Linked DNA regions of Mus musculus: all the other regions are linked to region 3. A link is a loop called in an ENCODE intact Hi-C map of the cell type or tissue named here. Cell type or tissue: left cerebral cortex. All regions are shown on one strand. Links, peaks and the distances in the headings refer to the core of each region. The heading gives the core; the rest is flanking DNA.

The links. Peaks named below come from ENCODE experiments on the same cell type or tissue, not always from the same donor. Only the 100,000 strongest peaks of a DNase experiment are listed, where the experiment ranks them.
Region 1: a loop joins it to region 3, with 2.2 times the contacts of the local background. A loop is called at or near these places in 2 of 42 quality-filtered maps.
Region 2: a loop joins it to region 3, with 2.4 times the contacts of the local background. A loop is called at or near these places in 2 of 42 quality-filtered maps.

The regions. Positions count from the first base shown.
Region 1 is chr6:6,082,694-6,092,951 of GRCm38, forward strand. All of the region lies in intron 13 of Slc25a13 (solute carrier family 25 (mitochondrial carrier, adenine nucleotide translocator), member 13), which reads right to left. Among named protein-coding and RNA genes, the nearest start is that of 1700019G24Rik, 110 kb to the left of the region's middle. In left cerebral cortex, for the core only: no CTCF peak of the experiment used is centred there; a DNase peak (open chromatin) is centred at 5,638.
Region 2 is chr6:6,106,806-6,117,063 of GRCm38, forward strand. Slc25a13 (solute carrier family 25 (mitochondrial carrier, adenine nucleotide translocator), member 13) reads right to left here. Exons shown (of 18, transcript NM_001177572.1): 7 at 8,165-8,303; 8 at 7,420-7,513; 9 at 7,133-7,217; 10 at 3,132-3,216; 11 at 2,376-2,534. Among named protein-coding and RNA genes, the nearest start is that of Slc25a13, 110 kb to the right of the region's middle. In left cerebral cortex, for the core only: no CTCF peak of the experiment used is centred there; a DNase peak (open chromatin) is centred at 6,165.
Region 3 is chr6:6,188,558-6,198,815 of GRCm38, forward strand. It overlaps Slc25a13 (solute carrier family 25 (mitochondrial carrier, adenine nucleotide translocator), member 13), which reads right to left. Exons shown (of 18, transcript NM_001177572.1): 2 at 2,707-2,760. Among named protein-coding and RNA genes, the nearest start is that of Slc25a13, 23 kb to the right of the region's middle. In left cerebral cortex, for the core only: no CTCF peak of the experiment used is centred there; DNase peaks (open chromatin) are centred at 3,566, 5,559, 6,466 and 8,121; H3K27ac peaks cover 510 bases.

The sequences.
Region 1 (10,258 bases), core at 1,272-9,271, 110 kb before region 3:
ACATTATCACAACTGCAGAAAGTTATCAATCATCTAAATATCTTACATTGTCAGGGGCTCCTCCTCTTCCTACTCCTCTATAGTCCATTTTTTTACATTTGTCTGAATACAAGCTTTTCTGCAAAGTGTCCTTACTAAATGAGACAGTATCCCCAAACATTCATTCTTGGACCTGGGGGTTCCTGTCATAAGTAACTAGGAAAGTAAAAAAAAAAAAACCCAAAAACCAAAAACCAAACAAACAAACAAAACCAACCCACAAAAAAACAAAACAAAACACACACAAAAAAACAAACGCAGCCTTTAGTCACCAATCTTGAAAGAACACGAATAGCCTTCCTTTGAAAACAATTGAAGCCATCAGTCTGCTGTCCACAGAAACACAGCACTATATTTTAATACAACAGAATTTCTGCTGTTTTAAACTAAAGGCATTAAATATATCCATAATTTAATCACCTTCCTTTAATTTGAATTCACATGGTAGATACTTATAGCTACTTAAAAAATTAAGTGGCAAAATGTATATGAAGAATATGTATCTTGATATTTTAATTATGCTCAATTGAGTATACTTAGATTTAAAGTGCTTTCCACAAATGACATGTGCTAAGAATATCTAATTGCACACTGACATTCTAAAATATGTGTTACACGTGTCAAAAATAGATTAATATAAAGTTATTGGGTAACTTTTTTTCACTAAACCCAAATACATTATTTGATTATTTAGGTACAACAAAATTGTTCCTACAAATAAGCTCTAGCCTAGCAAATGTCTACTGACTTGTCACATAGAACGAACACATACAGTTGTGACAGCATTTGAGATGTGAGGATGTTAGAAAACAGGCTTCTGAAGAATTCTTAGGCTCGATGTATTTTTCCATTTACTCATCCTGACTTGATGTCAATGGAAGCATCAAAATAATTCGAAGGTAGGACAAGTGTTTTTACTCTTCACAGAGATCACAGATAGAAAACAGTAACAGCCATCAAGTAACAGTCGATGGCTTCAGTGAATGTATATTGTTCAGAAACAGTCAGGTATTCAAGAGAGACCATCAGCAGCCTCCCAGGCAATCTGATAAATGTGACCAATTGCAAGAGTTCATCCAATGCCATTCACTCCATGCTGGCTCAGGTCCCGTATGAGAAGTCTCCTCACGCGCCCACAATCAGGAAGTTCTAGGTGGAAAACAAAACAAAACCAACCCCTTCGCTTACCTCTTGACATTGGGACACAATATTAAGCTCAATCAAGAATCACAAATCCCACTACGCTTTAAGTAAGGTGACCATTTTGTGCTAGGCCAATTAATAGCTCTCTTCAGCAACATGTATGTGTGTTGCACATGCCTAAAATCCCACTTATTATGTCCTGAATCATAAAATCCAAAATTTGTACACTCAGTTGCTAACTCCACATATGTCAAACTACATTTCGAGGGAAGTCTTTTTTTAAAGAGGTAATTCAAATACTAAAAGGCTATATAGGGTTGGCCCTGCTCTATGACTGGTATCCTCAGAAGGCATTGAGACACAAACACAGTACACTGACTGAGAGGACCCCCATGAGGACACAGAGAGGATTCTGGGCATTCTAGAGAAAATGCATCTGGAAAGACCTCAGCCTTGGCCTCGCAGGGTCCTGATCTGTGGAGAGAATACGTAACCGTTGTGTATGCCACCTGACCTCTGGCACTTTGCTCTGGCAAACCGAGCTTGTGAACACTGGAACCACGGACCTGAACACCCTCAGACACAACGCCATATAGGACTTCCCTCCTTCAGCTGGGGTCGTGAAGAGAGGCAAGAGCAGATCCTTACCACTTATTTGTTCCTGAGATGCTGAACTGGAATGCTCTAGTCTTAACATTTTTAACCACATGGCAAAGGCGAAAAGGGGTCCTTACATTTACACATTTTATCAACATCAAATTTTATATTTTCAGCTTCATGGGGTTTTAATAGGCCCTTAGCAGCCTGGCCAAGAAATCAAAGTGGAATCTATTTGACATTAAAAAGCAATTAAGTTACAGACCTGTCAAACATGTTGACATTCAGGGTCTGCCTGTTACACCGTCTACTGTGACTGCTACCACTAAAATCAGCTCATGCTTAGCAGGTTATTGGTGTCTGAACTACTAGGATCACTGTGGCCCAATCATTCCTCAAATTCCCATATCATAAGAAACCCCTCCTCGGGGTGGAGAGATGGCTCAGGGGATAAGAGTACTGTGCTCTTCCAGAGGACCTGAGTTCAATTCCCAGCAACCACATGGTGGCTTACAACCATCTGTTCTGGGATCCAGTGCTCTCTTCTGCTGGGTCTGAAGAGAGCAACAGTGCACTCACATAAAGTAAATAAATAAATCTTAGAGAAGAAAAAAAAAAAAAAAAAAGAAACCCCCTCCTCTATTTATTAGAAACCCAGAAGATGGCCATATGTTTCAGGTGTCCTGAATCAAATATTTTAACTGCTGAAGAGAAGGGGGAAAAATCCAACAACAAGTTATCTGGTGGGCTGAGTGTCTTGAAAGCTGGACTTCCCTCTACTAAGAGATGTTTCATCATATTTCGGCATTGCAGCCTGAAAACACGAAGACATTACTGTGTTTGGATCAGATCTGTCTATGGATTCTAGGAAACAACTTCTTAGTCGTGTGCACACGACACCAAGTGATTTATTCCTCTGGGTTCCAGAAGCTCCATCACGAAGAGAGGTCAGATGCCAGGGCTGCACAGGGCACCTTCCTAGTTCACAGATGTCATCTTCCTACTGTCTCCTCACATGTCAACGGAAGGACGAAGCTGGGCGCTCTTGACCTTCTCAGATTGGCACTTCCTCCTTCTCATGCCGTCACATTGGGCCTTAAATTGCAGCGTATGAACTGGAGGAGGAGATGGCCACCGAGCCGAGAGCATCCAAAGTCCTCAGCATCATCAGGCATTGTTCGCAGTTTTGCCTTCAGTTCAAATAAGAGTCGTCTAGACAAAGCTCTCAGCAAGGCGTGTGGAGACACATAGGTACTGGAGCTCTGTTCCACATCAAGGCCTAAGCCCCATCCCCATGGAGCCTTCTCGGGTGGCTGTCAACGGAGATCCCTCCTCAGCCTTGAAAAATTTCTCCAACTTTGGATATTGCTATGGTAAGCACCTTTTTTTTGGCTGTTCATCATCTCCTTTTTAAGTCCTCTCTTTTCTGGTTCTTCCGTGGTTTTGTACAAGTAACTATTCAGGAAGACTCTTTTCGACTTAAAACCTGAGTCATCATAAACAAACTATTCCAAGTGTCCCCAGTCATTATCTTCATCCTGTTCTTAGGGCTCTGATGTCATTTTTAGAAATGAAGTCAAATAAAATAAATAGGAACTTTTCAAAGGTTGGTTGACTATTTCTTTGTGAACCCCCTTTTGATAAGGTGATATGTGGTCATGGCTACACCTCCTTCACTTGCTCTTTCTGGAGTTAACACTCCCCATGGGCCACCTATCTGTAAACTAATAAAGTCTGGCACACAGAATAAATACTTCTACTCTCTTTACCAACCCCTCTTAACCAAATATGTAGTTACTGATGCAGATTTCAGGCTATGCAAAATTTTTTCCCTGGAATGTTTCAAATGATAACAACAACAAAAATGTAAAATAAAGAAAAAATCATTAAATTCTAATCAAATTATAAAGATCTAAGCACCAAAAAATAATAAAATTATATACATAGCATTTTCTTGGTTACCTGACCTGTTATATCAGAGCAACATCAAAGAAACTCCACTTAATGACTAAGCTAATGTCATCTGATACTTAGAAGTAGGATAGGTGTAGACTTGTGAAATAAAACTGCTATGAGGGCACATCTCTACAGGAACCCTCGAGAAAAGAAAGATCACAAAAACAGAACTTAAATCTACTTCAGGCTAGCTTCTCGACAGCTCTGACTGACAGCCTGCGTATTCATTATTGAGAAAAATTTCTCCCTGATTTGAAATGGCTGGGTTTGAAATTACAAGAGATTTCAAGTTCAATGATAAAGCATCTGGCTTTGGGTATATTTCATGACCCAAGCGCCTACACTAACACTCAGGCCTACTTCCTTACAGAATTCAGAACTCAAACCAAAACACTCCAGGAGGGTTTGATGGTGTTCTTAGATGATGCAAATGAAGTCTTTCGGAATATCTAGGTAGAGTCACAACTCAAAAGTATCCATAATCAAATCTATCCACTAATTTCTTCTCTCAAGGAATAACTGAGTAGGAGAGCATAGCTAAGCAACATGAGGTCATTACCTAGGTCTGGGGGTGGGGCGCGGGGGCTGAAGAGCTTGAAAGGTCAACTGGAAGGGCCAGGTGCCTAGGGAGAACATGAAGCAAATTCTCAAGGCAATAAATACCACGGAGAGGGGAGACTGACAGCAGACAGCTAAGAGGTGTGGAGAGATGTAAAGTCACTGTGAGAGGGACCAACCGGTCTAGTGGAGAAAATGAAGACAGCATTGAGTTTCCAGAAGTGCCAAATTTCAAGAACCTTGCATGCTATTTTACTATCCCCTCAAGGTAAGCCCTTATTGGTTATTGCTGCTGAGGTGAGTTCCTGCTGCTCGGTGAACAGTGGCAATCTGGAGTAGGAAAGTGACCGTGAGAATCAACAGAAGACAGAAGACGCTGGACCTGCTCGGAAGACTTCTCAGACAGAAGGCAGTGAGGATGCTCCCGAACACTGCTTCTCAACTCTGTTAGTGGCTTACAGGTCACTGCTGTATTGAAGAGAGATTCTTTCTCCGAACCTGGGCTAGCCTCCCAAACTTATCCGATGCAAAGAACACAGTGGAAGAATAGTCCAACAGAAGTTTTACAGCTTCTGTCGAAGATCCTGAAGCAAGGCTCCATTGCAGAATCAAGCTACCAAGGTTTGTAAAGTCCAAGTTACACAGAGAAGCAAACAGTAGGTGTTCTCTGGACGATAGCCCCAGTTATTAGCAGCTGACAGAGAAAACTGGTGCCAGCCATGAAAGCCCACCATCTTACCATCCACTTGAGGCTAGGTGTTAGAAAATGCATCCTCAGTAACCCTTTGCTAACAACACGGAGGTCCTGACTGAGAGCCACCCAGTTGAGCCCAGTCAACACAGAGAACCTAGAGAAATGCTGGTAAAACGTCACTGGGTGAAGCCAGGAAGTTTTCAGTAGATAATCAAATCAAGCCTAGAACCAGAACTGACATGCAGTGTAGGTTAAGATGGAATAAGAACTATATTGAAAAGATCAGGGTTCAGGGTGCAGCTTCGTGGTGGAGCACTTAGCTAGTACATGTGAGAAGCTGGTTCTGATACCCAATATTATGGTTTAAATAAGAAAGATTCCTAGAAAACTTATGTTTCCAAGGCTTCTGGGAAGTGTCCATAGCGTAATAAATTCAATGATAGATTCTTAGTGTGGTAGTGGTACTGGGAGGCAGTTGAGATCAACAGGTTGAGCTGGTTGGGAGTTACCGTGGCTCTGCGTTTTGAAAGTATTATCTGTCTCCAACATTTTGCTTCCTGCCTACCAGGCAGTAACCAACATCCTTTGAACAAGCTTTGCTGCCAAGTCTCTGTTTTGTCACAGGTCTAAAATGGGAGCCAAGTGATGCTGGACTGATGCCCATGAGAGTGTGGGACAGTGAGCCAACAATAAACCATCTGTGTGGGATGTTGCCACTGTGACAAAACCTCCCATCGTCAGTATGGCAGAAAGGATTCGGAATGTCAAGAGCTCTCAAGGTGGCATAGGGCCTCAGGAGCTGCTGCAGTCAGACCCCAGTACACTTCCCTATCTCCCAAGGGAACAGAGCATGATTACATTTAGTCCTATCCAAAAGGCTGACGGGAAACATTTACTGCCATAAAATCTGGTATATGTCACATATACCAGGAGTTCATGAGACAAGGAGGGCTTTCTGATTCTTTTTATTATTTATGATAATTCTTAAAAATGAGTTCTGCAAAGTTTTGAAAATAACACTTTCAGTGTGTAAAAGGACGGTCCAACCATGTGCTTGCTGCTCATCTTGACCTGGAGAACGTGGGGAGCATGTTGTAGGGACAATGGAGAACAATGGTGGACAGGAAGGCACACGGCCAAGAGCAATGAGAAGACACTCATGCCACCAAAACGTCACTGGAGTTTTTCATATTTAACAAGATCACTTTCAGTTCTCGTACTGAGAACTGAACCTAGGTCCTGAGTGTGGCAGGTGAGTGCACTACCACGGGGGCTATTTCCCAATGTTCTTTTTACTTTTTAATTTTGAGACAGAGTCTCACCAAGTTATTCATCCTGGTCTTGAACTCACTCTGTAGGCCAGGTAAGTCTTAGCCCAGCAACTAATTCTCCTTCCTCAAGCAAGAAGCTACAATTACAGGCCTATATCGTCTGGTCTGGCAATGAAAATCACTTTGAAGAGCAGTTTTGACTTAAAAACTGTTTCCTTTATCAAATATTTAATAAGCACCTGATGGCAAGTTGTCATGTATTATCTGAGATCATTGGAATATGTTAATGAGTAGAAGGCTTGTCTATTATGTGGCAAGAGGAGAGACACACAAAATACAGAGAAGTTATGAGAAATACAAACATCAAATAGAAAGATCTCTTGAAAATGACAAGAGCGATGGTGGGAGAGAAGGAGAGAACGAAAAAGGAACAGGAAGAGAGGAAGCACCTACAGTAAGGCAAAAGGAGAGGACACCTGTGGCAGGAAGCATTGACATTTTGAGTTTACCCAGCATTGGATGTAAGTTAACATTATAAGACTCTGAAGGAAATACTGCAGTCTTGGTTAGAAACCTTCTGTTGGTTAATTAGCCACAACACACTGTCCTAACTATAGGAACCTCAATGTAACAAGTCTGTAAATACAAACATGGGGAGGTAATGATCCCATTTTCTGCTCTTTGCTGACAAGCAAGGCCCTGATGGAAAGGCCCTGATGGACAGCATGGGGTGCTCCTGGAGCACTAGTCCTGAGCACAGCATTCAAAAGCAAACGTTTACATTTCTCAGGGATACACTCGGATGTAGCATAGAATAGATAGAAGAAGCCTTACAGCGAAGAGTTACCTAACTCAAGATAATGATAGCCTCAGGGAAGGAGGGAGAGAAGGCCACGAGACAGCTACAGAAGGACCTCCCGTGGCACTTCTGAGTTTGCCATTTTACCATAAAAGAGACTCATACATAGGTTCATATCTTTGTGTTTCCCACCTGTTTTTTCAAAATAAACATGAATATCAACTAAATGTGATGTAAAAATGATGAGTGACACAGGTGTGCCTTAAAGATAGCACCCGGGGTTCTGGAGCCCAGGGAGCCAGCTCAGCTGTTAAAAACACCAGCTACTTTTACCAAGGATGCAGGTTTGATCCCCACCTGGTGGTTTCCTATTCCCAGGGGATTGGACACTTTCTGTTAGGTGCCTCAGGCACCAGGAACACAGCTGTTCCACAGACATACATGCAGATAAAATAAAAACAAATAAAATAACAACAACAAATGTAAACGGTTTCTAGGATATCCCTGAAAGGGTTAAGGGGTTAAGGCACTAACTAGCTGCCAAGCTTGACAGCCAAAGTTTGATGACTGGAAGACATGTGGTGGAAAGAGCGAGAGCCAGTTGCTGTGACCTTCACATGAATGTGCACACACATACACACATACACAGACACACACAGACACACAGACACACACACACACACACACACACACACACACACACACACACACACACACATGCACGCGTAAAAATAAGTATATGCCCAGCATGGTGATATACATATGTAATCTCAGAACTCAAGGACTGAAGCAAGGAGACCTTGAGTTGCCAGTCCAGTTTGGGTTACACAGCCAGACCCTATGTCAAAGAAAGAGCAGCAAAAACAACTAATACACATCTACACAAGCAGATTCAAAAATCACAAACATATGAGAATTACCATCACAGTGAGAATACAGAAGCTGGGTCCAATTGCACAGGGCTATAATCCAAGGTACTCAGTAGGCCAAAGGAGGAGGGAGACAAGTTCAAGATCTGCCTAGACTACAGCCTGAGTTCAAGGTCTGTCTCGGGAACTTAATGAGAACTTGTTTGTAAATTAAAGTTACGGGGGAAAAAAACGAGGTTGTGAGATACAGTTCAGGGCTTGCACACCAAGACGCAAGGCCCTCGGCTTATCCTTCCCTAGAACCACAGAAGAAAAAGAAAGTAGAAATACAAGCAGGAATAGCATGGGCCTGACCTTTGCCAGAGAGAGTAACTAGATTACAGCTCCTACCTTTCCAATCATGCTCTCCTGTCGTCTGCAGATGCACACACAGGCACATCTGTGTGCAGTTACAAGAGTTAAGTGCACATGCAATGTGGAGGCCTGACATAGAAGTCCAGTGCCTTCCTTAGTCTTGTTGTCCCTTTCTTACCAAGGCTGAGTCTTTGGCTAGTTTCAGCTGGTCTGGCTGGCGGCTGGCTTTGGAGAATTCCTGGCTCTGTTTCCAATAAGCTGAGATCACAGGAAATCCACTGCTCCCAGTTGGCTTTTACATGGATGTCTCAGATGACAGCTCTGGTCCTCACACTGGCGTGACCAGTATTTTAGCCACTGAGCCACCTCAATAGCCCTGGCAGTGCTATCTTTACCTGTCATTTTCAGAACAAGTGTTGTCATCTTATCAATGACTTTTCCCATGAATGATGACAAACTCAAGCCATCGCATGCACTCACGTACGTATGCATGCACGTGAGTGCACCACAACAGGGAAATACCCAGACTATAATACCGCAAGTGCAACCACTGCCTTTACAAAAACTATGACAGAATTTATTTTCTACTGACATAGAAATATATAGATAGATAGATATAGATAGATAGATATAGGTATAGAGATAGATAGATAGATAGCCATATATATTTTAAACTAAGAATGAGTCTGTAAAATCAAAGGTGTTGATACAGTTTTTCTGGCGAGTATTAGATTTTCATGTGAGATACTTTCTTAAAAACAATCCTAGGACCGCATTTGGCTTTCCTTACCTGGTATTTAATAAGATCAAAGGAGCAGAAGATCTCAGGCTGCTCACACGCCTCACCTAGACTTTAATCCTTTATTCATCTGGATGCATAGAAGAGACTTCTTTATTTTGGTAGAGCTACAGGAAGAAGGCTCACGGTATACCCAGAGCTGGCAGGTGAATTTTTGGAGTTGCTGGCAGGGCTGTGGTCACATGCCTTTTCCTCTACCAAGTTTACCAATACTATATCCCTTGCAGGTTATCAGCCGCACACACTGTTTTACAGAAGGAGTGGTGACCAACAAGGGAAAGGCTGGAAAGAGAATGTGTATATATGTTGTTCAAGGGGAACCAGGGGGCCCAAGTTTCTCTCAGAATTCTTGCATCAGTGAGTCTAATTTAAAAATCAGAACACCACCACAAAGATTTCTTTCTGATGTAAGAGTTTATAAACTCCACTCTTAGCATCTAGTTGAGTTACAGATTATGGTGAAAATATCACTACCATTCACTGTTGATCTATTTTTTAAAAAATGCTTAGAAAACTAAAGTCAAAAATTTAGGCAGGATTCTATACTAGAACTAATCTCAGTAAGACATTTAAAATTTATTTTTAACTAAAGAAAAGTTTCACCTTTGCCCTTTCATGTGAACCAGCTTTACAAAATGCTATTTTATGAAAATAACAAGGAATAGGATACGTTTTATTGAAATGCTGATGACCGTCTCCCTCCAAATGGCCAACCAGTTCATTCTTCTAAAATGAGTAAATAAATGAGATCAGCCAAGCACTATGGAGCGGTAGGTTACAAGCCAACGATCTTTGCGTATTTTCCCCGTTGGCAAAACCATTGTAAACCAGAGACGGCTTTGTTCAAAGGAATGGACAGCTTTGGTTGACGTGAGGGAAAAGTCAGCCATGTGTGCTAACACTCAGCAATAACGCACGCAGCACACTGAGCTCCAAGGGACTTAAAAGTCAACGCCCAGTGATGCTTGGCTGAGCTAAAGCAAGAAACTGCTCATGTGACACGAGGTCACAGAACCCTTTGTGTTCCTAATCACACAGACCAGCCCATAGAACTCAGGACTTTATTCTGTGATATACACCAGCTCTGAAAGGGAGAGACCTCAAAAAAGGATAGGAGAGATACTGTTATAACATACACACATAGACACATACACTCTCACAGACAGACAGACAGACAGA
Region 2 (10,258 bases), core at 1,346-9,345, 81 kb before region 3:
TTCCCATTCTATTTATCCCCACGACAGACAGCTTCAACCCCTGCCCTGAGGGTTCTCACAGCCGAAGCAGGTTGGATAAATGGCTATTTATGAAGCTGGAAACAGGTGAGAGCTATCTCTTGGTACCTGAAATGAGCTCTTTCTCTACACCTGCTCAGTCTGTGGTCTGGAAGTGAAAAGGAGCATGTCTCTTCTCTACCCATCCCCAGCTCCATCCTGAAGGGGAATGAACTGCTCTTTACAGCCCAGTCAGTCATTCAACACGAGGACCCCAGGAGCTCCTCTGTCCACGGGGTCAAAAGGTGAGGTCACACAGAAAGACCTAGATATAACCAGGAATCAGAACCTGCCAGGTGTAGTCACTGAAGAGAGAAAGGACAGAAACTTTAAAAGCAAATCAACACAGGCAAACTGAACACTGCTAGGTGGGTCTCAAACCTTGTAAGACATCCTTGCCATTAATTTCAATACCATGAAAGCCCACAAAAGTGGTGCACGGAGCAACACCAAGATTCGGACATCTACGCACACTAGAGCTTCAAAGCTTAAAAGAAAAACAAACAAACAAAAACATAGAAGTCGGTAATCTGGTCATTTTTGCCTGAGCTACTGTAAAGACGCTTTGTGACATTAACCTTGTACTACATAGAAGCCATTTTATTTGAAAGGTTGTTGTCAACCAAAGAGGAAAGGCATTTCAAATGGAAGGTGGTGACCCTACAGGGGTCATCATTAATCACCCGGGGTCAAAGACTTTCAAAACTGTAATAGGAGGCAGGGGGCAAGGGGAAGAAGGGAGAGAAAAGATCAAAAGGCCTTTGATGAGGGTTATCTACCTACACAATAGCACCTGTGGAATGGAGCCTCTCTGCAGTTGGAAGCCTCCCAGATTCTAAGGTGAATTAAGCCTCCCAGTTTCTGTTCATTAACTCAGCTCACTTTGGAGACTATAGTCAGCAGATGGCAGAAGAGGTCTAGAGGTCTCTCATGGCTGTCACTTTCATTGTACCTCAGTGGAGCACAAAGCACTATTTTCTTTTCCAAGACTAAGCACTACGAAAGGAGGGAAGAATTGTAGCTGGACAAACAGTAGTGGACCGACAGGAAGCTCCTAGCAACTCCACATTTTAGTTTATGAAAACATACGAATCTGTTCTTTGCAAAAAGCAAGCATAGACAGGAAGTCGGGAGTAAGCATATGTTTCCTCAGGCGAAGACAACAGAATAGAAGGTCTGTGGGATTGTTGGCTCAATGGCACAGGCATTCCTTGCTCCTGTTAACACTGTTTAATGAACCTTCCATGTCAAAGAAGCAGGTGGACAGAGAGACCATCGTGGCTATTGTAATGTGTGAGTCCAACCCTTTCACAGGAACGGAGGAGGCAACTAATTCAGGATGAGGTGCAAGCAAGGCTCCAGTAAACACTGGGTTACCTGCCTGACAGGATTTTCCTGATGCAGTGGTCTTAGCACCATCCTGCTAGGCTCATTCCAAGACCCTCAGTGGGTGCTTGACCTTTGACAGTCCTAACGTTGGCTGTTCCATTCTTCCCTATATGTATATACTCAGGGCAAAATGGAATTTCCAAATATGACACAGCAAGAGGTAAACAACAATAACACTAACAAAACAACCATAACTATGTACAGTAATTAAAGGCATATGAGCATGGCCTCTCTCAAAGTAGGGTAGTGTATTTCCTCACTCTTCGTATAATAGATAATGCAAGCGGACACAATGCCTTGGTGATGGGAGGGAAAGAGGGGAGTGGCTGGGAGATGCAATGCCACCGACCTGAAGAGACTTAGGCAAAACAATGGCTGTATTTTGTAGCAGAACCATGAGCAAGTTCACAGGCTAGTACACTACTCACAATTCGTGAGTTGCTCCTTTCTGGAATTTTCTAGTCTGTATTTTTAGAACATGGCTGACCATGAATAACTGCATCATGGAAAGTGACACTACGGGATTGGAGATCACAGGACATTCCAGGAGACTCAAAACTCTGAAGCAAGCTGTGTCTTGTTCCTAGGGTACCTCTCCCTGGTAGATGGGGAGTGGAATACTTTAACAACACAAACAAGGAGCCTTTCAAAAACTCACTAAAAAAAGTGTATAAAAATAATTTATTATTTTAAGAAATCAAACACAACGGAGCAATATAAATGGCTTTCAGACTATGGGCTGTTTTGATTAGCCATGCCCTAGATGCCTACAGCCTACACCCATTAGCATGAATAATTGAGAATCCGCTGGATTTCCATTTGAACACAGGCTCTCTAATTCATTTCAGGCTCTGAGATGGGAAAGCAAACCCTTGGCTCCCACTCCATCTGCACGAACGTCGCACTGCCCCGCTCGGTGCCACACTAACCTCGGTACAGTCCAAAGAAGCCTTCGTAGCGGAGCACCTTCTTAAAGCAGTCAAAGCTGTTTTTATACATGAGCTCGCCCACAAAAGAGCCGGTTGATCTCTGGTTCTGCATTCGAGTCTTTACAAGATCGATAGGATACACGGCAGTGGCTCCGACAGCTGAAATGAAGGGATACCAGTAGCTCAGCCAGAAGTAAGGTAATTTGAGTGAAAGAAATAGGTGGATAAAAATCAAAGAAAAGACTGAAAACAGAAGGGTTTTTGTTTTGTTTTTTGTTTGTTTGTTTTTCGAGACAGGGTTTCTCTGTATAGCCCTGGCTGTCCTGGAACTCACTCTGTAGACCAGGCTGGCCTTGAACTAAGAAATCCGCCTGCCTCTGCCTCTGCCTCCCGAGTGCTGGGATTAAGGGTGTGTGCCACCACGCCCGGCAGAAGTATTTTTTTATGCATAGATCTACCAAACTACCTTTGCAGACTTTTAATTTTTATTCTAATGTCCTCTGACAAGAGGATATCACTAGAGTTTAAATTAATAGCATATCAAGAATGGCTAACCTCACAGAAGGGAGCAAAAATGATCTCTTGTAAGATGCCGAGCATGCCCACGTTTAGGAAAAGCCCCCTTGGCTCTCGTCCACACCTAACAGATACAGGCAGGTTGATAACTGACTTGGGGAACAACCACGGTCAGCAGAAGGTGGAGAATGAGAGAGAAGACCGAAGGAACAGTGACAGTGACACTTAGCCATGACTGACCTCCAGCAATAGAACCCAGTCCAAACCTGTAGGCTGACTCTGCGAGCTGCAGAAGAAAGGGCCGAGCAGCATCACCCGAGGCCTTCTGCTTCACGCGTGCCATAAGCAGGAAGCAAGCAAGCCGAGAAAAGAACAGAAATGCATACGGTCACTTAAAATATCACTCGCTGGACTCTCAGTCTCATATAAAGCAAATACAAAAAGGAGAACTCGGTGCAAGTCCATCAATTCCTTATTAATAAAAGTGTTTGCTGCTAAGCATGGCTGAAATCATACTGAGACATATAATCACCACGTGAAAAATAACATTATAACCAATTTTCAAGTGTTCAATTCTCAGAACGATCATAAAAATGTCAGTGTAAAAACTTATCAAGGAGACATCATTCTTGATTCATCAAACTGGCTTTTTAATTTGAATTTTTGTCTTTGTTTTAAGTGGTAATACTTGGATTAGTAAGAATTATTAAAATGTTGTTCTCAAACTCACTGTTAAAGCAAATATGAGCTTTTGAAACTATAATGACATACACTTAAGTTGAATTTAAACTCTGATGCTGCGATTCTTACTTAAAGTTACTGGAGAATGACAGTGAAGCACAGGGAAAAAAGGAGTCGGCTCTTTCAAAAGCAGCACTCAGTGCAAAACTTCTGGAGCTACACTAAATGACCAATGAGAGAGGATTAAAATACTGTAGTGGTGAGCACAGAGGCACATCTTCACTCCCAGTGCTTAGGAGGCAGTCAGATCTCTGCGATCTGGGCCAGCTTGATTTACATAGCAAAGCCAAGCAAACCAGAACTACAGACTCAAAATTAAATAATAGAATACCATCACTCTTAAAAACGAAAGTACATCATTTAAAATGGTATCCTTAAAGATCAGATGTTGGTAAAGAAAAACGTTCACAAAACTCTTCCTTTTTTTTCTTAAATTTTTTTTTTAAGATATTTTCTTCATTTACATTTCAAATGCTATCCCGAAAGTCCCTCATCCCCCACCCCACCCCCACCCTGCTCTTCTTTTATAAAGAAAATGTGAGGAGTGGGAAAGATGGTTCAGTACTTAAGAGAACAGGCTGCTCTTCCTGGGAATCCAGGTTCAATTCCTGGCACCCACACACATGGCTGCTCACAACCTTGTGTAACTCCAGTCTTTGGGATCTGATGCTTACAGGCATGCGTGTGTTACACCCATGGACATACAAAGAAGGCAATACATTTTAAAAAGGAAAGAAAACGAGCTAAAGGCGCATGACAGGTGGGTAGGTGTTTGTTATATTCCTTTTGTATTTATTAAGTGTTTGAAATATTTCATGGCATTTTCTTTACGTGTGTGAGTGCTTTGCCTGTTGTATATATATATATATACCACATGTGTATCCAGTGCCCATGAGGGTGCAGTATCTCCAAAGCAGGAGTTAAAGATGGTTGTGAGCCACCAAGTGGGTGCTGGGAACTAAACCCAAGTTCTCTATAAGAGCAACAAGTGTTTTCTTTACAGTTGAGCCCTTCATGGTATTAAAAAAAAATTAAGAGAGTAGAATATGAAGGCTTTTGTTGATGGTGTTAAAATTGTTTGTGGATATATATGTATATATACATATATATGTACTATATATACATACATATATATATATATGTATGTGTATATGTAGATATGTATATATACACATATGAAACTAGTATGATATTTTGGCATCTCTATCACCCAGTGACACTCAAAATGTTTATGATGGTCATACTGAATAGATGAATTATAGTTGATAGAATTTTCCTTTTTTTTTTTTTTTGGCCATCTTCCTAAAATTCATATTTCAAGGCAACCAGATAGTTTGTTGTTGCTTTTCTGACCTGTTATCACTAGTATTACTGAGGCCAAACTACTTTTAAATATTGTACTACCCTGTCTGTGTAAATAAAATATTAACTTTGTCACACAGAGTTGTCGAGTGAGAGTGACATTCAGTCAGCACCTAATAACACCTGTTGAATGAATAAATGCATTTAATAAAACTTGTTTTCAGAAGGCTCGATAATTAACATCAGTGAACAATGAAAACAATCACCAACCTCAGCTACCAACCCACTGAATTTTAACTGCTGTCAGGGCAACACAATTCCAATACAATGAGATCATTTGAAATCTTCAGTCATTTAACTGAAAACAGCTTTACAGAGAAATATGCATGTCTAAGAAGGGAAAACATTTCTTCCACAAATTCCATGCGTTGTCTCCAATTCCACCCCTGTAGTCTACCTTCATGGTGACAGATGCATTCAAAGAAAGCACACTATTTTATTTACATGCATGAGAACATGCCATACTAAAGATGCTCTGGCCTCAAAATAATGAATGAGAGTATTTTGAAGATGTTAAAGGAAGGAACCTGCCATTATTGCTAATTCTTCCTGGAAAGGACAAATATGTTCTTAAAATGACACGAAGGGTAAAAGCGTCCATCTGCATGGCTCCCCACAGGCTGTAGGGTGCTAGGATATGCAAAATGCTCATGCGTAGAGCACCTGACTTGCTTGATCTTCCAGGTGCAGTGGGGGTCATGTATTAAAAAAAAAAATCACCCTAGATTTCAGGTAGGTTTGCCATAAATTGCTCTAAACCTCTGAACACCGGCCAATCACTTCCTACTGTAAATCTCTTCAAATTCCTCCAACCCTTTCGAGGCCAGTACCAGCAAGCACCCATTATAAGCCCCCTCAAAGCTGCAGAGGGCACACAGGGAAATGAAGAGGTGCTGCTGCCAGTGGGGAGAGCAGGGGAGATCTGAAACAGTCCCTCTACTTTCCTTAATCCCCAAATTTCTACAATAGCTGGTGGCATGCAGACGAAGAGATAATTACCTCAGACACAGTGTCTGAAATCAAAGGGAGGAGAGAGCAAGGCTGCTTCCTCCTCTGCCCAGGATTACACAGTTCGTTCTCCTGCACCAGGGGGAATGGCTTCCTCTTTTAACCACAGCCAGCTGGTTTCCCAGAGGTGCCTAGTTAGGATTTACCGAGCACACACCCACTCCTTCCATTTCCATGCCGCACACAACTCGCTGCTGCCCTTGGGTGGGAAGGAGCTAAAGTGGTGGTGGTGGTGTGTGTGGGGGTCCTGGCTCCAGGCCTGACAGTCCTAAAAATGCAGCCAGCGTCAACCCATTGTGGTCAAACTGGCGTCGCTGTTCAGACCCAGAGCTCCAAGCCAAAAACAGTTAAGTCTCACAAGATTCGAAGATGGCTTTGCCTTAAAGGAAGTCCTTTTCTTAAAAAAGAAAAAAGAAAAAAAAAAAAAAGACATTCTGTCTGTTCATGGATTTATTTTACAAGCACCATGCAGGCATAGCCCATGCAATGAAGGCATGCTCTCTCAGGCCCAGCTACAGAGCAAGGAGGTCCTGTGTCTTAAGTTTCTGACTCCCACAACTTTGAGACATGGGCTTCTGTTAACCATAAAATAAAACCTAGCATTCCTAACATTGTTTCCACATAGCTTATGAATCCTTTCACAGAGAAAATAGGTCTAAAAGCCTCTGAACTATGACTCCAGACTAAACAAAATTATCTCATTTCGATACTCAGAAAAAAAACGGAAGGCATGGCTGTTAGACAACGCTCTGACAGTACCCCACTGAGGTGCAACGTTATCGTTCATTTAGCAATGCCAGATGCTGCTGGGGACAGTCACAAGAGCAAGTGCTTCATGCCCATATCCCTCAGTACCAGATGTGAGGAAGAAAAGAACTACTTGTTTTTGGAGTGTTGGGATTTCCATTGTTGGGGCCACAGCCCCGTCTTTCTAAGAAACACATGCTCGTATCTGTTCACCAGAAGGTTGCTCAACAACTCCCCTTTCAGCCTCCTCAAAATGCCTGAATTTGGGGACCAGAATTGGAAAAACAGTTAAGTCAGAAACCAATGCTGGGAATCCAATGGACGTGCTAGCGGCCTGGGTATCTCTGGAAAGCACCAGGAGAGAAGTCACTCCCACCACTCACCTGCCTCTGGGCCTCGGCCAAGTTGAAGGGTAACATTCCTTCCTCTAGAGGGGCGATCCGCTCAATGTCTGCTAAGGTCATGCGCCTGCACGGAAAGCAAACAATGATGAAGTCCCAGATTTCTTAAATTTACATTATGGAATTCTAGAACTTTCCTTTTATCACTTCCCATATTTCAGTGTGGGCCTTCATTATTTGGTTTCTGTCTTTCTTGCTGAAATCTCCCTACACCTAGCTCCTAACCTTATTTTATTAAACTAACTTTAAAAAAAAAAAAAGCAACTTACCCCCTCGGCTCATATAAATCTGCTAACTGAAACAAGATGTCAACTTCCATGGGTGTAACCTGACCAAACTTCTGGGCTGCCAAAGCGAACTCCTCTGTATGGAAAAGAGAGAGAGAGAGATTCAGAAAGATCGACGCTAAATTCGGTGTTCAGCCAAAGCGCTGGAGGAGTGCACATCACCACAGTTATCATGAAGTCATCCCAGCTCTTTCTCCCACTTGTTCAAAGGATGCAGAACTCCATTCCAACCACCACTGGGAGTAAAGCCATGTGAATGCTCTAACAAATGACACCGGACGGGATTCAAACTACACTGACATTTCAGATACCCAAGTTATTTTTCTAGGTTTTTTTTTTTTTTTTTGTGAATCCTATTGAAATGCTGATAATTTCTTCTTCAAGTTCATGGATCATATTATGCTATCATCAATACAGGTTTGTGGGACCCACATGTGTTTTTGAGGTCCACTGACCGTTTAGCTTAAGTTCTTGTAAAAAACAAAAAGATTCAACAAATCCTATATCTTCACTTCATTCAAAGGCTGTTTTCTGTTTTTCAAAAACTGAGTGTACATTGCTTTGTTTGCTTTAGTTTGTCTGATCAAGGTCTGGAGGACACACATCACCAATTTTACCAGTATGAATGGGATAGCAAATTCTACTATAAACTCCAGACTGCCTTCTTCACTCCCTGTCCCCTGCTCCCTAAGACACTTGAAACAAACATTTTGTTATGCTCACTCACCCTTAGTCACCTCCACGTCTTTCCTGTTGCCAGCCAGAGTACTGTAGATCTTCCTAATGAGTTCCATGTTGTTAAGGAGCGAATTAAATCCATTAAAATAGGAGAAGCTAACTTGATGGGACCTAGTGCCTCCAGCAGCCTTGCCAAGTTGAAAACAAGAGAGAGATGAAAAAAAAAAAGATAGAAAGGGCAAGAGGTTACAAAAGTACATATATTAATCACTGTTTTGGAACTAAAGGGGAATGAATATACAAAAAAAAATCACAATATTTTTCTTTCACTTTAGAAAAAAAAAAAAAGCTAGAAGTGAATTTTAAAAGTGACTGCAGATAATCATGACCAGGACTTATACAAGCCCTGGAAAACTAAATAAATACATGTGTAGGATTATAACAGGACCAGTAGTCATTTACAGAGTTCAAATTTCAGTTGGAAATGTTTTATAAGTTGGTTTATTTCATCTAATGAGCAAATCTTAAGGCCTTAAACATAGAAATGATAGCACCCACTTGTTCATGCATGCAAAACTGCATTATGTTGGTGCAGACATACTCTGAGAAGCAGCTAACGCATCCTTAATATCAAAAGTTGTCTTAATACTTAAACCAGCAATAAATAATCACTTAAGTCCCGAGACTTTACATTGGTGGACTAGCTAAAAGAACACGTGTGCTCTGGTAATATTTGAAGATGCCATGTGCCTATGGGGGTCGAAACTGATCGAAGTTCTAATAATCAGAATTTTTAAACATCTTTCTTCTCTGTGAATGGAACTTCAGTTTGGGATTTCTAATTCTATCCGTCCCTAACAAGGCAAAATATTTTTATTAGGAAAGCGCTTTTTTAAAACAGCCACATAAATCTTCCCTTAGTAATCATTCAAAAGAGCTGACATGAGAGGTCACCTGGGAGGGGCGGTGCGGGGGGTGGAGGGGATTGACATGGAGCCAGAATGGGAAGGGCCATGTATTGGAAATGGAGCACCAGGAAACGGAGAGACTTGAAAGGTCAGCACTGTGGGGAACCCAGATGGCTGTGAACGCACTCACAGTCCAGCAAAGGGAGAGTTTCCAGAGATGTGGCTCCCAAAGCGCAGGAATCAGCTAGAAGCTTTAACATTTAGATACTGAGATGTAGCTGCCCATCGGTAGTGAAGCGAGACCTACAGGAAACCTGGATTCCATCTGTAATGATCTTCCCTGGTGGTCTAGATTGTCCGTGGCCAAAGCCTGGAACCACTACCGAGCATGCTTCATGACACCTCTGAGTTCCAAGAGGCAGTAAGGACATCAGCTGGACATCCTTTGGGATGGGATAACTATGACACACAATGGCAGGGATCTGCCTATCACAAGTACTACTGCAACCCCAACAGACACCAAGTGACAATGAGAAATGTAAGCTTTAGACCTTCGGATCTATCTGTGACTCCAACCAGACAGCCAAGTGTGCATGTCTGCAGAGGTGCCTGCCTGTGTGTTTCTTTTTCCTTAAATTAGAAACACAAAATCAGCAAGTTGACATATCTTAAAAAATAAGGCAAAATGAAGATGAAGTCATAAATTATTTTTGTTGTTCCTCTTTCTTTGTAATTAGTTACTAACAGATGGACCCCATGTATTTATGAATTCTACCTATGCAAATGGAACCAAACAGAATTTTGCAAAGATTTTGGGCGGGGATTACATCTGCACTGAATATGCACAGATGTCTTCTGTTGGCATTATTCCCTGACCAGCACAGCAAAACAAAGACTTAAAAATACTGCACTAGATATTACGAATAATCTAGCCATGATTTAAAGTAAGAGAAAATTCATGCACATTATATCCAAAGAGATGTCACTGTGAAGAAATGATCTGAGGGCCTGCAGACTTTAGCATTTGATAGGACCCCGGTACAAGCCTCCAGGGACAGTAAGAAACCACTGAACACATCCCTGAAACACACAATGCAGACAATCAATGAACCTACCCACTAAAATGAACCAAGATATATTTTGGTTTGCAAGGGTGATAATATACATGATCACGTTAGGGTGTTAAACAAGGACTGCTCTTTATTATTCCCGTTAACTTGGCACAAATTAGGGAG
Region 3 (10,258 bases), core at 1,029-9,028:
AGCTCAAAGTTCCTTTCAAACTACATTTCCATAGGAAGTCGTAATTGGTCTGCCATAATCTCCCTACACATTAATGTTACGTCATACTTACGAACCGTATCGTGGCTCTGTTTTTTTACTTACAGACAGAGAAATATTTCGGGGCAGAAGTCATGGTTTAGGCATCGTTACTAGATGCCCAACATCTAAGAGAACCTCAGAGTCAGGTGAGCAGGGTGAGACTGAGTCTCCTTCTCAAAAGCATGCAGTTAAGAATCCAGAAGGGTGCCCTCTTCAGTCTCTAGGTGACTCTCTCCCCATCTGCTCAGCTTCATGGCTCTCTGACCTCCAGGGCAACCACCTCCCCCATGACCCAGACACCTAGTACCAAAGGCTCCTTTGTATCCCTCCCGGGCTGCAGATGAATCCTTCCTTCTGCCTCATTCTTCAGAGAGCTGGCTGGCCTATTTCACATGGAGTTTTTATGAGAGAGAAAAATCAAGTTACATTAACGAACAGGAAACAACAGAGGAGACAGGTTTGCAGACTGGTGACTGTTTGTGCCTACTTAGCAGGCCCCCTCTGCGTCTCAGTCTCCTTTCATCCCTTAGCCACAACCATCATCTATGCTAGACAGTAAACAAGAGAGCCTCCGCACGCTGAGGCGGAGTAGATTTAGGTTGGTCCCACACTCTTCAGGCCTGGTGAGGTCAGCAGACCCTGTGCCAGATGCAGATCCAGATCCTGTCTACAAACTGCTGATTCAGTTTCCTTCACATACCCACCTCCTCCCCCGCATCACCTCAGACTCTAAGCCATTAAAAAAAACCAAAAAACAAAAAACAAACCTCTCTCAAAAGTCACGTAGTCCCCTATTTAGTGCCAAAGATTCTGAGCCGGACTTTGAGGTCACCCACACAGAAACAGCCCAAGCGGCTGTGCAGAGACCCACACCAAATTCCTTCTCTCTCTCTGTGCTTCCTTGTGCCAAATGGAGCCATCTCTCCAGCCCTAAAACAGTAACTTAAGGAAGACATGAAGAGCATCCATTTCCTTGATTTCAATCATTGGGGACCCGTTTCTACCTTACAGTATTCTGTTTTGGCCCTTCTTAGCTAAAAGGAATTTGGAAAAGTGTGTCTGTGTGTCTATGTGTCTGTGTATATGTGTCTGTGTATATGTAAAGTCCAGGCATCCTTAAAAATTGAACCCTCTTTCCTCCTCCGAAAACTTCCTCCTATATTACCTCTTGGGATCTTTGTCTTTCCTGCTTTTGTTCTTGTTTTATTTATTATGTGCACGTCTCTGTGCCTACATGAGTTTATGTGCAGCACACGCCCTCAATGGCCAGAGAACTTCAGAGAGTTACAGGCAGTGTTGTGCTGCCTGATAAACCAGGTGGGAACCGAACCCGGGTCCTCTGAAAAAGCTGTGAGCACACCTAACCCTCCTAAAGACTAAGCCAGCTCTTCAGTCTGTCTTCCCAATATTTGCATCATTTAAATACAAGCACAGGCACATTACTGAGTCAACCTGAAGCAGGCCAGGTGCTGGGCAGTGCACACCGGCCAATGTACTGAATCTCTAGAATTTCTCCTAACTTTTCATTAGGAAAATATTCAAACGCACTAAGTAGACAAATAAAAGTGTAATAAGGCTAATATTGCATTTCCTAACTTTAAATATTTTTCATAATACTACCTATCTCCTCCTCCCCCAAATCAGATTTTAAGGTAAATTCTACTACCATACTGTCATCTATAAATGCTCCAGTGTACCCCTCCAAAAGACGGCACTTCCATCTTGTCTTTTGAGATGGAGTCTCTATCATATAGAACTGAGCGTTCTGGAACTTACTGGCGAGCACTTTCTCTTAGTACAGCCTTCAAAGAGAACTCCAATGTCTTAGCCAGGCATGCTGCAAACCAAGTACTAACATCCCAACCATTCTAACACAGACCACTAAACTTCCCCTTGTTATCTCTACACACCCGGTTCACTTGATTTGCACGAACAGTCTTTTCAATGTATAGAGAATGCCCACATAGTTTGTTTCTATTGTCTTTTAAAAACAGGCCTTTTCTTTTTTTTACTATATTGAGCCACCCCCCCCCAAAAAATGGTTGGAGACCGGAGGAAGACTTTTGTTTTTTTTGTTGCACTAAGTGTTCCCTGTCCAGAATCACAGAGTTGGGAATGTACAAGAAATCAAAGCACTAAGTTCTTAGAGTACCTGGAGAATCGCACGTGTCTGTGAGCATCCAGCGATACCCAACGATGGGGATAATGGCTAAAAAAAAAACAATGGGCTTCTTCTAGCTTAAAAGGGAGGACAGTCCTTTCTGGCACAATAGAGAATTTACCAGGATGCTGGTACAAATCCTGAAACTTCGTAGGAGAAAAGCTACCACTCCGGACCTTCAGAGGCCAGTCCTCAAGGGGTAACGAGTCACCCTTCAGTCCTCCAAGTCCTTTTCAGTTGAACTGCATGACGTGAAAGAAATTCAAATAGAAGCCATATCCCCATCACCAGAAATCACATACATGGTCCCCATATATTTTTTAAAACCAAAAGAATAAAGGATACCTTTCATGACTCCTACATTAAGATACTTTAGGGTATGTTTTTAAATTTTTCAACAATGAAATAAAGAGCTGTTTGAAATAATCTTCTAAAGTTATAGAACACAAACCAAACAAGAAACAAATAGATTCCTTTATACTGACCTTCAAAAATATTGCTTTAAGCTCAGCTGGATCGGCTCTCTTGGTTAAAGCCACCTATAAATACACAGAAAATGTTTATATTATTAGAACAAAGTGGAGAAATCAAGCTAGCAGGAGGGAAAATAAACTTTGGGTTAGAAATTAGTACATTTCTTTCTTTTTTTTTTTTTTTTAACTTAAAGTACCAAACTGTTCCAGTATGTAAACCCATCCCCTGATTCTAAGGTAGACTCCGTGTGGCTTCTAAAATGATAACATTCTGTGTGAGAAACCAGAAACGCTTTAATATCTAGTATTCGATGTATGAAAGGCAGGGGGAAAGTTGAAACAGATTAGTGAACACCTGGCTTTTAAACCACACCCAAGAGTAACTCATACCTTCTCCTGGGAATACTAAATATTAAGTATAACCTGTTTGCCAGTCCTGCATAGGAGCACATTTCTTAAAAGTCAGTGAACTAGTAAATCATATTAAGGGCCCAGGGAGAACTGCTTCCCACAGCTCCACCATGAGCAGCACGTACACCCAGCGACCCAGTCACGCCAAGGAACTCCTCCACCTCTCCCCAGCCTTAATAAATCATAAGTCTCCAAAGGTGTGACTATTATTCTTCACATTCTAGAAACTCAAGGGACCGTGGTTACCTTCCACCAGGAAAACTTGACAGATTAGCTCAGAATAGGTGTTGTGCTTAATTCTCCAGGCCACAAAGTCCAAAAACATCACTGGGGGGAAAAGCAAGACAAACTTGAACACGACTGCCCCAGGCCAACACAAAAGAACCCTTATGCAGAAGCAAACAGTGGGCTTATTCACTGGCCATCACCCAGTCCTGCTGGCAAAAGTGGTCAGAAGACGAAGTTCTCAGCAAGCCCAGTGTCACCCCATGATACAAGCAAGGCGGGGGTCCTGGAACCACCCCAACACTGGAATCATGTCTCTATCCACCAGGAGATTTATGCAAATTGTTGTAAATCCCTTCGGTGTGCTTGCAAAGGCTCTTCTGAGATCTTTAGACAATGGCTTTTCTGTCCTTCAATATGAACCTACCAGAGCTTGTTAGCCCACCACTATCAGGAATATATTTATTAACCAGTCGCTGGAACGGGTGGTAGTCTCTCTGAAAGCTGCTGATTGGTCACCTTGGTTTGCTACCTCTGATAGACTCTTTCCACTTCCGCTGACTATCTGATAGGCTCTTTCCACTTCCGCTGACTATCTGACACTATCAGTGCCTTAAACCCAGAATTGGCTGATGTTCTCTGCTGTTCAATAACGAAGGGAAACTAAGACCGCTAACCAGCCCAGTCATGATTAACGATACTCCTGAGCACTAGCCAACACAGCCATGATTAATGACACTATAGACCTCCAGGTTTTAGAAGAGCAGGCCCTGTTGGTGGAAAGAGGAAGCTAAAATGAACATTCCTAAAAACGGCATCACCAAAGTGCCTCTGTCTCCACTGGCAGAGCGGAGGCCTTTCTTCCACCTTAGTAAAAATCCTACACCCTTTGACAGGCCATTTACTAGGCATAGGAAGAGGGGCTACACATATGTTAGCCTTAAGTTCCTAGGGTTTTTTTCTTTGAAAGGTAAAGAGATTTTTTACAGAATGAGCTATGCTTGCTCTGTGTGAATACATATTCGCACACCTGCTTAGTTCAGTATGCTACACAATTTGTATGAACAATACCAGACACGGCTATTTAGGATGTCCCTCCTTGGCCCAAGTTTCCACCACATCACCTTCTCCTGCTCCCCAAGCACACAAGTCATTCAATGCTCCTAGTCAGAGCTGGACATCTTTGAGAGAAAAAGCAAACTCTTCCCTCACAGGGTCTAGGCACGGAAGAGCACAAAGGGAAAAGGCCATCTGGGGGTGGGGGGTGGGGGCAATGCTTCAAATTTATGCCACCAAGAATGGACCCCACAGTTTACAAAACATGGCCAGGTCCTCACAGCAAGTCTGAAAGTCAGAACACATACTATTTTCCCCATTTTACAGAAGGGAAAATCAAGGCTCAAAACCAGTCATGTACCTCCATTCCCTAAGTCAGAAGAAAAGCTAGATTCCCCCTGGCATTTGAGTTTTCTCCGTCTCAAATCTCCCATTCCCCCCACATTACAGGCTTACAGAAAATATACGGCACAAGAGTGAAAATCAACACTCTATATGAAATTTGACTAGCAAGATGGTATGTACCTGAAATCCCAGAACTGCAGAAACTGAGGCAGAAAGACCCAGAGTTTGAGACTAGGCCAGGTTACTAGTAAGATCCATTCTCAAATCACCCAACCAGTAAAAAGGAAGAGGGTTTTAATATCAAGACTGTCCTTGAACAGAAGGGAGAACTAGGAGAGAGGAAGGGAAGTTGAGGCTCTTAAAGACACTCACCAAAGCCCCTCCCAACGCCTCAAGGCCATCCTAACACACCGGTCCACCCCTAGCTCTCCTAGCCCGTATAACACTACTCTTGCAAACAGCCCCAAAGCTTCAGGAGGAGTAAGGGGATAGTAATCACATGGGGATTTGCCTAAGACTGAGAGCCACTGATACTATATCCCATCTTAGGCACAGAGAACGATGGAGCCAGAAGATGGCTTCCTAGAACTTCCTAACATCTGTCCTCCATCTATCTACTGCCTACTCGGGAAATGATAGGTAGCTATTCGGAATTTCCATTTTGGCTTCCATTCTCAGCCCCGTGTTGTCCTCAGCAGTGGAAGGACAATCACAGTGACGACTGCAGAAAGTTGGAGAGAGAGCTGCGATGTCCTGAAGGTGCACTGAGATAAGAGTCTAGCTGGTGGCAAGAGCAACACGAAAGAAGATGCGTGCTGAGGAAAGCGAGCCAAAGAAACGGAGCTGTGCTTTGTAAGCCAACACAGAGCAGCTGTTCAGTGCTTGCGCTTTACAGCCGAGGAGCCTGGCGTTATTAGACCGAGCTTATTCTTGGGTACAGGAGCTCCATCAAACCTTAGGTAGTTTCCAGATGTACATACACACATGGGTGTGTGCATCTTAGATAATAACATGTAAATATGTACATGTGCTGGTCATTTAATAATTACTTATTTTCTTATTCTTCATCATCTGTACTTAGAAACCAGAGTATAATACAGTCTAGCTTTAAAACAAAAGATGCACTATGGCTTCAATAAATGAAGTAATTGATTTCCAAATCTACGAAGGAAGAGATTCTTTGCAAGTGACTAATGAAATATCACTTGGTATTTAAGTCAACACAATAGAGAGTTTTGTACTCAGTCAGGTAACACGTTGCAGTTGATTCCAAACTAACGAGGAGATGAAGCAAGGGGCTGCATGTCTGTTACCGCCACACACTGGGGAACATCTAATTTGATTTAACTTAGAATGGAAATTTCAGGTATATTCCTAAAGTCCATGATACTAAATGGTAAAATTAGAGAATCATGAAATATGGATTTTACTTTAACAAGATAAATGCCAGTTATAGCCATATGAGGCGGTCATCAACAGCCATCTGAGAAATATACACAAACTAGGTTAAGAAGCTAAAAACCAGTAAGATAATAACCCAACTTTAGTAACTGGCTTTTTTCATAAAGGGAATAAAAATATAACAGGAAGAACCAGAAAGGTGTCTTTTAGAACAAATAAATTCACTCTAACACGAGTTAGAGTTGCCAACTGCAGGGGAAAGATTCCTACGCATGCGAGTAATTTTTTTTTCAGTCAGCTTGCTTACCCTGGAATTAAGCCACAGTACCAGGCTCATTACTTTCACAAATTGCAGCAGCACACATTTGTGCACTCAAAATAGTTGGTAGGTGTGACAGATGGCAGTAGGGACAAATAAGAAATCCAACGTAGCTGGGGACGGAAATCCCAGCCCTAGGGAAGATCCTAGAACCTAGAGTCGGGAAGATCAGGAGTTCCAGAGCCTTCTTGGCATTTAGCCAGTGTGTTTGGGACCATCTTGAGACGGAGGAGACCTTGTCTTAGGAGGGAAAGGCGGCGGGAGAAATAAAATTGGGTCACTCCTCTCTGGAAGCTCTGAAAATGTGAGACCCAGCTGGATCTCCCTGGGGGCTTCCACAGACCATGCCAGTCCCTACAAAGAGCTTAAGGGACTCCTCAACTGACAATTAAAGCGTCTAGGTGATGGGGCTGGAGAGATGGCTCAGCAGCTAAGAGCACTGACTGCTCTTCCAGAAGTCCTGAGTTTGATTCTCAGCAACCACATGGTGGCTCACAGCCATCTGTAATGGAATCCGATGTCCTCCTCTGGTGTGTCTGAAGACAGCTACAGTGTACTCATCTACATAAAATAATTAATCTTTGAGAGAGAGAGAGAGAGAGAGAGAGAGAGAGAGTCTTGATGAGTAAGATGTGAGGTCTACACTGGTGGCTCTCTTCAGGTCCATGCTCTCAAAATACTGAGGTGAGCTGGGCACGTGCGTTCACATGTATATCCCCACATGCAGATGCACAAACATACATGTAATAAAAATATCTGTGAAAAAAATGAAGGGAGCACTCAAAACCAAAAAGAGCTACCTCAGACCTGAGTTCTGAATCTCTGTAGTGGATACATTATAGTTTGAATACAAAATACCTCTGGTAGGCTCATGTGTTTGAAGACTTGAGCCCGGGTAGAGGTGGTGCTGTTTGGGGGCAGAGGTCTAGTTGGAGGAAGTGGTCACTCATAGGGAAGACTCTGAAGGTTATAGCCTGGCCCTGCCTCCTGTCTAGGGTTCGTTTTTTGACAAGGGCAAGCTTCTACCTCCACAGCCAAGAGTCCCTCCTGCTGCCACAGCTTTCCCACCATGGAGTCTATTCCTTTTAACATGAAATAACACAAGTGCTCCCTCCCTTGTGGGCTTAGGATGCTGATTTTGAGGGTGTGTCTGTGTGTGCTTCTGTGTGCTTGTGTGTGTGTGTGTGTGTGTGTATTGAGCTATTATCTGCTACAATCAATTTAAACAAAACCAAATTTTTCATCTTCATGAGACAGAAAGTGCTCCCTCCCTTTAGCTGCTTTAACTGCATAATTTATGATAGTGATAAGAAAAGTAACAAGTATAACATAAAGCTATAAAATGACAAATACAGCATATCTTTAAAAGGTTGCAATGGGTCGTTGGGCAGAGCCCCTCGCTGAAAGCCAGCTGCAGCATCACCATCATCACAGGCCCCCTTCTCTAACTCACTTCCGCATTCTGAGTGAGCCCTGAGCTCACAACACTGGTGGGATTGCTTACCCAAAAATTTCCTGATATAATGACTGTGTATCTTTGATATAAAAACCAGGAAAGGTGACTCATCAAAAGCAGGCCACCATGTGTATGTGTGAAAGTCAGCATACGGTGGTAAGAATAAAGGAGCCAGGAGAACGGGTGACACACAGCCCTTTTCCCTGAGGAACCAAGTGTAAGAGGACCTAAATCCTGAAGCAAAACTGCCCGTGGGTATTGCTTAGCAACTCAGCAGCTGCAGCCCACATTCTCTCTCCATCTTGCTGTATGGCAGAGCACATAGTTAAAATTCCACTTCTCAGAATCCTTTGCAGCTATATGGCCCAGGAACTATCAGTCAGGAGAAATGTGTTCACATTTACAAAGAAAAGATTTGGAGGCTGTGGACCATACCCCTGCTGCTTCTGCGAGCAGACACCTTTGCTGAAAGTGTCCCATTTTCTCCTGTGACACTGTCCTGACCTCCCACATCGTTCATAGCATAACCTCCAAAACCCCCTTCACTTGGCAGCAGACATCCTGGCTGCATAGGAGGCCACTGCTCCCTTGGTGGTCTGGTCTGCTGTGAGGCTCTGGAGTCATTCCTAAGGGCTCAACCTCAAGTCTGTTTCTTTACCCACCCAACAAATTCTATAACCCATTTAATAGCCTTCAATAAATCTCCCTCTGCTGAAACCAGCTAGTGAGGACTCAGTTTTCTGCAAGTCAACCTGGACTGATACAATCAGTTATTGCAAAAGAAAGTTTGGAATCCCTGAAACCACAGTTACCATTGCCTTGAGGGAAGAGAGAGAGAGAAAGAGGCATCTCATCAAATGACAAAATCCATTTTTTACTGAGGTCCCCAAATCAGTCACTCACGCCTTATGTTAAGTTTCCTTAGGTTCTCTTAGTGAGGAGCTGTAATTATACAGGGAGTTACTAAAATATAAATCAGTACACAGACAAAATGCCCTGATAAGCATTCTTCCAACCACACACTTCTGGGCAATCAACCTTCAATGTCCCTATCACTCAAGGACTCACTTCTAAAGCATCCAGGGCCGGAGCAGGACACTTCAGGCATGCTGGCTAGAGACGCTTATTAGAACAACTCAGTAACTTATGACTCTGCTCTGCCACAGACGCCCATTAAACAACCCTAAAACCATCACGATTAAAAATCTGGCATTAAGAAGCAGATTGTAACAGTTAAGCAATCGATGGTGTCTTATGTTCTGGGTTCTGTTATGCCAAAAAGGCTTCAAACACAGCTTGCAGCTCTGTTATTGTCGTTACCCTGAAGCTAGCATGCCAGTAAATGTTCCCAGGAGAGAAAAAAAAAAACTGACAAGAGACACTAAGAATCTTTTCTAAAATACACACTTTTCTATCTATGTGCTCTTGCCTTATAGAAACACCAGGAGCCGCTGCCACTGCCTGGGGTCCATGGACGAAGTTTACAAGAAAATCCAGGGACCCGGCCACACCTAGTGATCTTGATCATATCAGTTATCATTTCGGAGTCTTAAATCTGCACTTACAAAATGATAAGAAAACCTACCTTCTAGCTTTCCTATTGGTACCTGACAGGCAATTAGAATGAAGGAGAAACATCCTCAAACCTTCAACTGTTAATGTTGATGTTGACTCCCATAAACCTGAAGCAGGCTGATCCAGACCTTGACCTTGCTGCCACTAAGATGATTATCTAGGGTGGAGCCTTCCTCCCTAGATCACTCTATTGTTGAGCCACTGTCACTGTTCCACTTCAAGATACTGCTACCTGCTGAGAGGGCCCAGAGCTATTCCAGAGACTACACCCTATCCTGCACATCATCACCTGCAGCTGGTTCTGGGCTCCAAGGATGAATTGGCGGCAATGGACTTTCCCCCCTCTTTTAAAAAGCGTGTCCGCCATTAAACATTTGAACCTTGAGCAGACTAGCATGTCTTGGTTCCATTATTTCTCAACCCGCCTAGGCTCCCTCTTTTCTTTCAGTTCCAAGATGCCTTGCAGGCTCGAACCTGGACATATGAACCGCTGGCTGGCCCCAAAAGTTGACTATCCCCAAATCAAACAAATAGGCTGATAATGAGACTACAGGACACTTCTGCTCCCAAATACAAATGAAAGCTGAGGGGGTCCAGAATACTAGGTGACAAAAGATAACATGATAAGAAGAAAAATGGTTTGCATACAATGCTTTTGGAGGACTGAAAGCATAGCTCCATTGATACACTATGTTGCTATCAGGCACAAAAGGTTGGGCTTTCTGTTCCCAGCACTGCATAGACCAAGCATAGTAGCTCACACCTATAGCCCTAGA